2 separate regions of the Homo sapiens genome follow, and region 1 is linked to region 2. The links are chromatin loops, found by intact Hi-C in ENCODE. Cell type or tissue: PC-9. All regions are shown on one strand. Each heading gives the region's core, and the rest is flanking DNA. Links, peaks and the distances in the headings are about the cores only.

What was found. Peaks named below come from ENCODE experiments on the same cell type or tissue, not always from the same donor. Only the 100,000 strongest peaks of a DNase experiment are listed, where the experiment ranks them.
Region 1: it touches region 2 in a loop (7-fold over the local background); 2 of 110 quality-filtered maps call a loop at or near these places.

What each region holds. Positions count from the first base shown.
Region 1 is chr3:136,006,313-136,011,690 of GRCh38, reverse strand. All of the region lies in intron 2 of PPP2R3A (protein phosphatase 2 regulatory subunit B''alpha), which reads right to left. Among named protein-coding and RNA genes, the nearest start is that of PPP2R3A, 43 kb to the right of the region's middle. RefSeq lists a silencer at 4,190-4,484. In PC-9, for the core only: no CTCF peak of the experiment used is centred there; a DNase peak (open chromatin) is centred at 3,240; H3K27ac peaks cover 514 bases.
Region 2 is chr3:135,905,144-135,910,521 of GRCh38, reverse strand. No RefSeq gene overlaps it. Among named protein-coding and RNA genes, the nearest start is that of PPP2R3A, 58 kb to the left of the region's middle. In PC-9, for the core only: no CTCF peak of the experiment used is centred there; DNase peaks (open chromatin) are centred at 2,141 and 2,571; H3K4me3 peaks cover 1,711 bases; H3K27ac peaks cover 2,173 bases.

The sequences.
Region 1 (5,378 bases), core at 174-5,173, 100 kb before region 2:
TTCCCAGTTCTTATGAAGGACTGCAAGATATGGTATAATAGAGCTTCTGAAGTGATCAGTTTACACACGTAATTTTATCCAATTTCTGAAGATGATCATATTGGGAAGCCTGGTTTCAGGGGCTCAAGCCTGGCTAAAATAGTGGAATCTCTTAGGGTATCTAAGAGAATTTAGAAAAATTACCTTTATTATTTTTTTCTTCTTACAAAAGGATAAGGTTGGTTGTAAGGAAAAATTTAAATACTACAGAAATATAACATAGAAACAAAAGTCCCTATACAAAGTGACAATTACTAACAAATATCAATTGAACACTGAGTGCCAGCTACCAGGGATATAGCAGTGAATGTAACAGATAAAATTCCCTGTTCTCATAGAGGTTTCATTCTAGTGGTAGGAGTCAGTGGAGAAAAAGAAACAGTAATTGAAATAATATATCAGGGGGTGATAAGTGTTAGGGGAAAAAAAAACAGTAGAGGGGGAAAGGGAATGCCAAAGATTGTATGTGTGCATGAAATTTTTAGGGCAAAAAGGCCTCAGTGAAGTGATATTTTTACAAAGACGGATGTGGTGATGGAGTGAGTCCTGCAGGTATGGGGTGGGGGTGTTGTAGGAAGAAGGAACAGCAAATGGGAATATGTCTGGTATATTTAGAAAGAGGAGGGCTAGAGGAGGAACTGGAAACAATAATAACAGCTCTTTCAGAGAGCCCTGGAGTGAAGAAGAGCAGACAAATGAGTGTTAACTCAACTGGTATGTTGGAGCACTAGGGGTCTGTTTTGTTTTAAAGCTGGGAGAATTGTAGCATGTTTATCTGCTGAAGGAGTGATTGAGCAGAGGAGAAAAACTGATGACTGCAGGGGAGAAATGGGTCAATCTCTGCAGGAGTGTTTGTGAGTTGATGGGAGGGGATGGTATCTATTAATAAAGCCCCAGTGTAGGTCTGGCCTTAGACAGGAGTTTGGGGATGGGCGCGGTGGCTCACGCCTGTAATCCCAGCACTCTGGGAGGCCGAGGTGGGCGGATCACAAGCTCAGGAGTTCAAGACCAGCCTGACCAACATGGTGAAACTCCGTCTCTACTAAAAATACAAAAAATTAGCCGGGCGTAGTGGCGGGCGCCTGTAGTCCCAGCTACTTGGGAGGCTGAGGCAGGAGTATGGTGTGAACCCGGGAGGCGGAGCTTGCAGTGAGCCGAGATCCCGCCACTGCACTCCAGCCTGGGCGACAGAGCGAGACTCCGTCTCAAAAAAAAAAAAAAAAAAAAAAAAAAATTAGCCGAGCGTGATGGCATGCGCCTGTAGTCCCAGCTGCTCGGGAGGCTGAGGCAGGAGAATCGAGGGAGGCAGAGGTTACAGTGAGCCAAGATCACACCACTGCACTCCAGCCTGGGCAATAGAGTGAGACTCCACCTCAAAAAAAAAAAAAAAAAAGAAAGAAAGAAAAGAAAAAGACAGGAGCTTGGATGGTTCATGTATAGAAATAATAGAAATAGAAGGAAAGGGAGAAGATATTTAGTACTGATATGGGTAGGAGATGGATAAAGGTCTCTTCTGATTGCTTTAGTTGTCTCAGTAAAATAGGAAACAAGATTAGCTGAGGGTGAGGATGGGAAAGATGCTGGAGGTTAGAAGACAGGGAAAAAGGCACCTGCAGAGTGGAAAGTGAATGGACTAGGGAAACACAGTAGGACTGCCACACAGTACTAAAGACCCACTGGAGGTTGGTGGTCATGAATTTAAAGCAAGACCACTCAGCATGGTTGTGTGATCTTCTGTAGCCAAGTTCAGCTGCACGAATAAAAGCTCAAAGTAGACAGAGAACACAATTTAATCTGAGTTGGAGCTGTTCCAGGTGGGTACCATGAAATGAGGGGATGACAAGGAACCTCAGAGTATATTCAAGGGAATGATTTTAGTGACGAATTATGGCAGTGGTTCTCAAGCATAATCATGCATCAGAATCACCCGGAGGGCTTGTTAAAACCAAAAAATGTTGAGCCCTACCCCCAGAGTTTCTGATTTACTAGGTTTGGGTTGGGGTAGGAGAATATGCATTTCTATCAAGTGTCCAGGTAATGCTAACAGTATTAGTTGGGAACCATACTCTTAAAACCACTGACATAAACATAAGGCCAGAAAATGAACGAAGAAGGGCAGAGGACAGACTCATTAGAGGAGATCAAGGAATTGAGAAGCTCCTGTATTGGATACCTTATCTATCAAACACTCGAACAGTGGCAAGAGTAATATTGAAAAGTGTGTCATAAAGCCAGGAGATAAAACCTTCAAGAAATAAGTGACCTGGGTTGGTAGATGACTACAATCAGAAGAGGTAGTGGATAGCAGAGTCTAATGGTATTAGTTCAAAGTTGGGGCGGGGCTGGTTTCAGGGAGGCAGCCAGGAGAATAGTCTAGAGCAGCAATGAAATGCAAGAACCCTTACTGCCCCCTCCAGGCCCAGTGGGATAGGGGGTGGGAATGAGAAAGAATAGAGCCACCATTTCACTGGCTACAGTATCCTTAGGAAGAGACGAGTTTAAGTTATAATAGGAAGGGAAATGTTTAGAGAAGAGATATGACATAGGAAACTTTGCCGGTAAATCATCATGAATTCAGAGTGCAAGAGGACATGGTGAAACGATTTCAGGAGTTGGGAGGGTTGGAAGTGGACTTAGGAAATATATAAGAGCAGTGTGAGGAGGAAAGTGGGGTGGGGGATGGGGGGTGATCTGGATTCCTGGATTTCTGGTGGTGACTAATGTAAACAAGGATGAAGGGCATATTAGACAGATTAGTCCTGATGACCTTAAGTCAGAGAGTGGTGGTGAAGCTGTGAGGGTTGGACAGGCCTGTGGGCTTAATGGAGCAAGCTGGGTTCTGGGAGCTCCTCTTCACTCCTGCCAAGGGTGGAGTGGAGGCTGGGAGAGGGCAGACTTATCAGGAACACCTGGATATGAGATTCACTTTCTACTTCTGGAGGAACATGAATAATATTGAGCATATGTACCCCAAACTTTGTGTGCATAAAAATATATTAATAACAAAAAGGGATCATAATGGTACATCTTGCAATTTACATTTTTAACTTTATCTTGACCCTTCTACATCAGTACATATATATCTACCAGGCTCTTGTGAACATAGGTGGGGACATATTTGAGATACCTGATGTTAATCAGAAAGAATGCAGGTATTAATGCAAAGGTACCTGACGTCAGAAGCCACCAAATGTGGAGGGGGATATTCAGGTTGGGCTCATTCCACAAATTCCTATTTGCCACCAGGCAGATGTGTTTACTTTTATTAATCTGCTTGGTGGCAATTGAGAGGAGGAGAGAATGGTTTCCTATTGTATTGCTAAGTGTCTTGATTTCTACTTAAGCATTCCCAGCACTGAATCCAGGCACCATGAGCACCTACAAAGCCAGGGAAGAAACATTTTCCCTCAGTGACATGACTGGCTAATGTTAATGAAGGCATGGATATAAACCTAGAAAGTAAAGAGAGAAAAGTGTTTATTAAGGCTCCACAAGGAACGTTTAACAAAGTTCCTAAAATGTGCTTTGCTAAAATGTTAAATTTATTTTCCTAATTATTCTGCATTCAAATATGCATATAAAACTATACACTATACTATCTAAACAATGAGGAAACCTAAATGTTAGATCATTAACATAGGAAGGTTCTTTATTTCCTCTGGAATGAAATCTCAAATACAAATTCCTGCTCAGGGTTAGAAGAAAGCAAAGTGAGTTCTAGTAACAACAGAAATTATGCTCACCTTCAAAGATTTCTCTCGGGCATCCAAAAACAAATAAACAAACAATTGTACTAAAATTAAACGGCCAGAAATATCCTTTTCCAACCCAAATCCATGAGGAGGAAGATGGCAACTTCTAAGAATGGGCAAAAGGACAATGAATATATAGGTATTCCTTAAAGAGAAAGTAAATTGTTACAAAATTTTCAAAATTTAAACAAAGAGCTTGTATATAGCGTACTGTAAGAAAGCCTGTGGGAACAATGGTGATCGAGAAAGCACCCTCTCCTCAAAATGGCTACAGCATATTATCGAGGGATTTCTGCCCCCACAATAAAGTAAAACAATCTACACTCACATGATGTCTTTCCCTCTTGCCAGGAAAGGTGACCAGACCCTTCCTAGGGTACTGTCGTTTTTTAGGTGTTAAAGGCTAGAGGAATTAAAAGACTTAGAGGTCTAGGTAAGATACTTGAGTCTTGCTGAGGCACTACCCTGAAGTCTGAGAAGGGCACCCTGATGTCAGGTCCTCTTGTACCCATCCTTGAGAAGCAAAAAGCAGGGAAAGGGATGGCCCTCAGGCAAGGGAGCGGTTTCCATTTGAGGAGACAAAGCAGGAAAGTGAACATCCCCTCACTTGGTTATTCATCCACTTACTCATTTATTCATTCAACAAATAGCTATTTAATGCTAAATAAAGGCCAACAGAGGCTAGTAGCCCAGATGTGGAAACTTAAGAGAGATTCACACATCTCCTTCCATATTCTTATTTCACTATTTCATTTTTACCTCGGATACATTTGAGAGCTTGAGATAACATTTTTGGAGGCTGAATGGAAAAAGAGAAGATCAGATGTGAATTAGGTTGTCAGGCAGACTGCCTGCTTAAATTCTGACTTTAAACTCCAGAAAACCGATGGGAAAAGGTTACCACCTGAAGGACAGGTAGGCTTCTTACTCTCTATCCCTTATTGGTGTGGATTCTACTAACTTGGAATTCATAATAATATAAGCAGAGCAGTCTGCAATTTCCCTTTATATTCTCTAGGAAGGAAAGTTCTGTTAGAACAATTTTTGTTGCCCTTGATCATCAAGATAAAACTATTACAGAGCTTAGGTTTGAGAGAAATAATGGATTCATATATATCTATATAGTCTCTTGCTGAATTCCCCTGGGACAAAAGGTATTTGGAGAAGATTTGAAGCAAACAGTAAAATGTTAAGATTTGACAAAGCTAAATGGTGGGTGATAACAGTGCTTTTGTATCATTCACCATACTTTTCTATTTGCTTAAGATGGGTTGACAAACTTCAGTCCATGGACCAAATCTGGCCCACTGCCTGTTTTTCTAAGTCTTGGAGCTAAGAATGGTTTACATTTTTAAAGCACTGGGTTGTTTGTTTGTTGGTTTGTCTTGCAAAGGGCAAATAAGACTACATGACAGAGACTCTGACCCATAAAGCCTAAAATATTTACTATCTTGCTCTTCATAGAAATGTTTGCCAATTCCTCACTTAAACTTTTCATAAGAAAAGAAAGATTAAAAAAAGACAAGTAGGAAGGCAACTGAGTCAAGGAAGAATGGTTTGTCTTCTTGCATTAAGCATCTTCCTGAA
Region 2 (5,378 bases), core at 135-5,134:
GATTACAGGCATCCGCCACCACGCTTGGCTAATTTTTGTATTTTTATTTTTATTTTTATTTTTTATTTTTTGAGACGGAGTCTCGCTCTATCACCCGGGCTGGAGTGCAGGGGCGTGATCTCGGCTCACTGCAAGCTCCACCTCCTGGATTCACGCCATTCTCCTGCCTCAAGCTCCCAAGTAGCTGGGACTACAGGCACCAGCCACCACGCCTGGCTAATTTTTTGTATTTTCAGTAGAGACGGGGTTTCACCATGTTAGCCAGGATGGTCTCGATCTCCTGACCTCGTGATCCACCCACCTCAGCCTCCCAAAGTGCTGGGATTACAGGTGTGAGCCACCGTGCCCAGCCAATTTTTGTATTTTCAGTAGAGACAAGGTTTGTCATGTTGTCCAGGCTGGTCTCAAACTCCTGGCCCCGTGTGATCTGCCCACCTTGGCCTCCCAAACTGCTGGGATTACAGGCGTGAGCCACCGTGCCTGACCATTCTACATTTTTATTTACTAAATCTGGCATACCTAGGTGAGGAGAACACAACCCATTCAACTTGGTGAGTAGAGGCCTTGAAGGCCTGCTGACAGCAGCTGTGAACACAGGTGCCGGGTGCTGGGGACCAAGCGAGAAGCTGGCTGTCCTGCCAGAAACTTACAGTGAGAGAATGGCTGTAGGCCCAAATGACACCCATTTTGTCAAATACCAGAATGAAACATAAGCTGCACTTCACACATCCCCCACCTGAACTTAGATTCTGGGTAAAAGGAGGAGAACAGGGGGAGAATCCTGACCTGGTTGAGTATTAACCCAAAAGGACCTGAGAGAAAAAACCTGAAAGGGACTGAATTACTCTGCATTGGCAAGATTGAACAGAAATGAGAACTTAAGAACTAAGTTCTGGCTGGGCGCGGTGGCTCACGCCTATAATCCAGCACTTTGGGAGGCTGAGGTGGGTGGATCGTGAGGTCAGGAGTTTGAGACCAGCCTGGCCAACATGACGAAACCCCGCCTCTACTAAAAAAATACAAAAATTAGCCGGGTATGGTGGTACACACCTGTAATCCTAGCTACTCGGGAGGCTGAGGCAGGAGAATTGCCTGAACCGGAGAGGTGGAAGTTGCAGTGAGCCAACATCACGCCACTGCACTCCAACCTGGGCGACAGAGCGAGACTCCATCTCAAAAAACAAAACTAAGTTCAATTATAATAAAGTTACATTTTTCACCTCTGAGCCTGTGAAAATTTGTACCTGCTATAGATAAAAAATGGGAGTGATGAGATTGTCTCCAAGGTTCATTTTGTATCTACAATTCCATGGCTATAGAGGTCAGACTTGAGGCCTTGGAAGGAAAAGTAAGGCATGGGTTAGGTGAGGGTGGAAGCACTTGAAAAAGCCCAACTGAGTCTCTGTTCTAAAGACCCAGCAAAGGGGCATGGGTGGGAAGTGGTGAGGGGAAAATCATGACCATTGTAAGTGTAAGGTGTTCCTGTGTGTTTTATGTTTGTTGCTTCTTAAACAGTTAAAGCTGAGAGCTCAGTAGAGTTTATGAATTATTATTAACAGTAAGAGGTTGCTGATTTATGCTGATTCAGCTGATTTAAGAGCTATACTCTTAGAAGAACTGTGAACAGGCTTTCTAGAGAACCAACTGGTGAACAAGTGCTTCTTTGCAGGGAGAGCCACAAAGGACTCTAGGGCCAGGAGAACCAAATGCCTAGAGAATTGTTGCAAACTGCACCATGTTCAGCTTCTTGCCTAAGCGAACACTGGGTGCTTTGAGTGCAATTGGTTCCCCCTGCTTGTAGAGAGGGTGCAAGCCTTGATGGGGGCTCCCCCAACACTGCAGAGGAGAAGGGGTGCCTAGCCAGCGGGGAGATGCATGCCAGGCAGGAAGGCAGAAAGAAAGCCTTTCTAAGAGGGGAGGGGGGCTTAAGGCAATTTCAAGAAGCTTGCGAGTAAAACAGTGATTAAGAGCAGCTGGTGGAGGAGAAGCATCTCTGCCTGGGCCGAGGACAGTGTCTTTGTGCGCCTGCCCAGCAGCGCTCCACACTCAACAGTCAGGGAGCATGCTCAGTGGCGGGCACTGGCAGGAATGAGCAAGGCTGTTCCCACCCAGTGAGGGAGAGGTGAGTCATGGAAGTTGGTGACCAATTCCCTTCTGGGGAGCCAAGTGGCCTGAAGCGGGGAGTGGGGTGAGTTGTCTTGCGGGAGGCAAGCAGGCATTCTGCAGGCAAGCAGAATGTGGCCAACACCTACCAGGAGATATCAGTGGTATTGATCAACACTCACACCTATAGATTTACATACGAAGCAGTGAGTCCTGGAGGCAGAAGAACGCTGCCGTATCTCTTGTCTTTGGAGGCTCTTATAAAAAACACAGAAAGCTAAGGGTAGAGGTGGACAGAGGTCATAAATATGTCATGCTCCATTTTAAAGGTTGCCGCTTGTGAAGAATAATGAGGAACGAAAATTGAAGTATTGGCTACACCTGGTGTCAGCAGGCTTTGGTTTTTCTAGATTGTGGCTTTTGATACCAGCACTTCTGGCAGAGATTACTGAGTGCTTTGCACTAAATCTGGGAAGACCTGTTTGACAGGAAACACCTACCTAATTGAGAGCTTCCACCCCAAATGTGAAGGGGCAGGGAGAAATTGGTCTAGTAAAACCAGGAACCCAAGTATCAGGGAGGATAACCACTATAGCATAAAATAAATATGAAAACAAAGATATTTTCAGGTGTAAGCATCCAGTAAATGGGTCACAGTGTGCAAAAAGCTTTGAGATCTATGTACAAAGGTGCAAAATCTGGGGAACAAAATGTATTTATATTTTTACACAGTGAGGTAAACAGAATCCTGTAGGAATGGGGTGCAATGGAAATCGATGGCTGGCCCAGGCCTGTCATACCATGAGAAGAGTGTCAGGAAGGCTAACAATCAGAACAAGCCAAAGCTTGTGGAGGAAACAGAAAGGCTAAAGACAAGCAAAAGGGATTTTAAAAAGCCCTGATGGAGCAAGAAGAACATGGAAGTTGTAGGCTTGCTGTTAGGGAAATTTAGTGCAATATTTGCAAATGATAAAGACCAACAGAGAATTACACTCTCCTGGTGTTACTTCTGTCTCTTCTTTTTTCTCTCGCCTAGAGAGTGCAGTGGCACCATCTCGAGTTTCTGCAACCTCCACCTCTTGGGTTCAAGTGATTCTCCTCACTCAGTCCCCCGAGGGAGTAGCTGGCCTGAGTACAGGCGCCCGAGTACGGTAGCTCCCGAGTACAGGCATGTGCCACCACACCCAGCTAATTATTATATTCTTGTAGAGACGGGGTTTCACCATGTTGGCCAGGCTGGTCTCAAACTCCTGACCTCAAGTGATCCACCTGCCTCAGCCTCCCAAAGTGCTGGGATTACAGACATGAGCCACCACTCCTGGCCACTTCTGTCTCTTCTAACAAGGGAATGCCTTTCAAGCTCCATACAGCACAACAAATACACCAAGGAGAAGGAAAGACAGGGGAAGTGACCTAGGCTCCAAATACCTACCTGTCAGGGTTGTGCTTGCTGAAAAATTGTTAATTAATTTGGTGTAAAAAAATGAATGGTGAGGAGATACTTTTACAAAAGGATTTGAGTACTTATTTTGGAAAGTTCTCCTTCATGTGAAGTATCCTCTCCCAGCTCTCTAGGAAGTGTCTTCCAAGCTTAATGGGCTGGCTTTGCCCACCCACTTGTAAAACCTCTTAATGTTAGGTTACAGAGAAATGGCATAACAGAGTTAAAACTTCAGGTTAAAGATCAAGGTCAAAAGCCTTGGCTAGTTCTCATTCTCAAATGTATATGCATGGAGCAGAAAAGGTAGAAAGGCAATAGGAGGTTCTCTTGTTCTGGGGACATGGAGGGAGCCCCCATATCATTCTCTGCTAAGCTGACATCTGTCCCCAGCAGGTGTCTTAATCACTAATCCCTAAAATAGCAGCTTGTTCTCTAAGCATTCTGGGTTCCTAGTAAAAAAGTTTCTTCATTGGTTTCTTTTAAAAAGCAATAGCCAGCCTGGGTAACACAGTGAAACCCTACTCTAACAAAAATACAAAAAATTAGCCAGGCGTGGTGGTACTTGCCTGTGGTCCCAGCTACTCCAGAGGCTGAGGTGGGAGGGTTGCTTGAGCCCAGGAGGTGGAGGCTGCAGTGAGCTGAGATCGCCCCACTGTACTCCAGCCTGGGCAATAGAGTGAGACCCTGTCTCTAAAAAAAAAAAAAAAGAAAAAAAGAAGAAAGAGCAATAGCATGAAATTTGGGAAAATATTTTGGAAAGCATAAAGAATTTAACAAATCAACTTTCATCTAATTTCTTAGAGACAGACTGTTAATATTTTCTTCTATAATGTTTATTATAAATTCAGGCTAGAATATTATAAATTTGGAAATTAGAAAAAGCTTAAAGAATAACATAAAAACTGCATGTAATTCCACCACTGCCAACATTTTATTTTTCCTTCCAGTCTTTTTTCTTTACATACACATACACATGTACATACATCTATAGATAAGTTTTAAATAAAATATGAACTATACTGTCTATGTAGTTTCAGATCCTATTTTTTGTACTTAATATTACAAGTATTTTCTTCATCATTAAATGCTATTCAAGAGCATGATTGCAATTGGCCATCTGCTATTTTACTGTACCATAGTTCATTTAGCTATGACTTCAGTGTTAGACTTTGACTTGTTTCCAGCCCCTTACCATTGGAAAATAATGCCATTTTAGACATCCTTGTATGAAAATCTTTACCTAGGCTACATTTCTAGAGACTGAATTACTAGGCCAAGGACCAGGAACATTTTTTAGGCTTTTGATACATATTGCTGCTTTGTCCTCTATTTCACAAGCCCCCCGTGGACAAGGGAGTACCCATTTCTTGCAAACTTCTATTGTGAGTTGTAGTTTTTGTCTGATGCATCAAGGCCTCCCTGCTTCATGCAATCCCATAACACCACTGCCATCTTGTGTTCTTCCTCTGTGGCTTTTCTAGGAGAGAGAGGAAGCTCTCGTCCTTAGACTATTTGAAATGCTCTCCTTGTATTCCTCTAAAGTCCTTACTGCTCCATGGCTATTTTTATGTTGCTGCTTTGAGGTGATATGGATTTCCCTCAGTTTGACCAACTGGGTAACTCCTACCTACTTATTCTCTGGAGTCAGCTTGGACCTTGTGCCCTCTGTAAAGCTGCTTCTGACACTGCAGGCTGGTTTTGAAGCCTCCTCTGTGCTCTGCACGCCCTCTTCCTTCTCCGCCAGTCAAAGCACTTACACACTGTACCGTGTGCTCAGCTGTTTCCAGATGCAAGCTTCATTGTACCTTCAGTGCCTAACACTGCATTTGGCAGA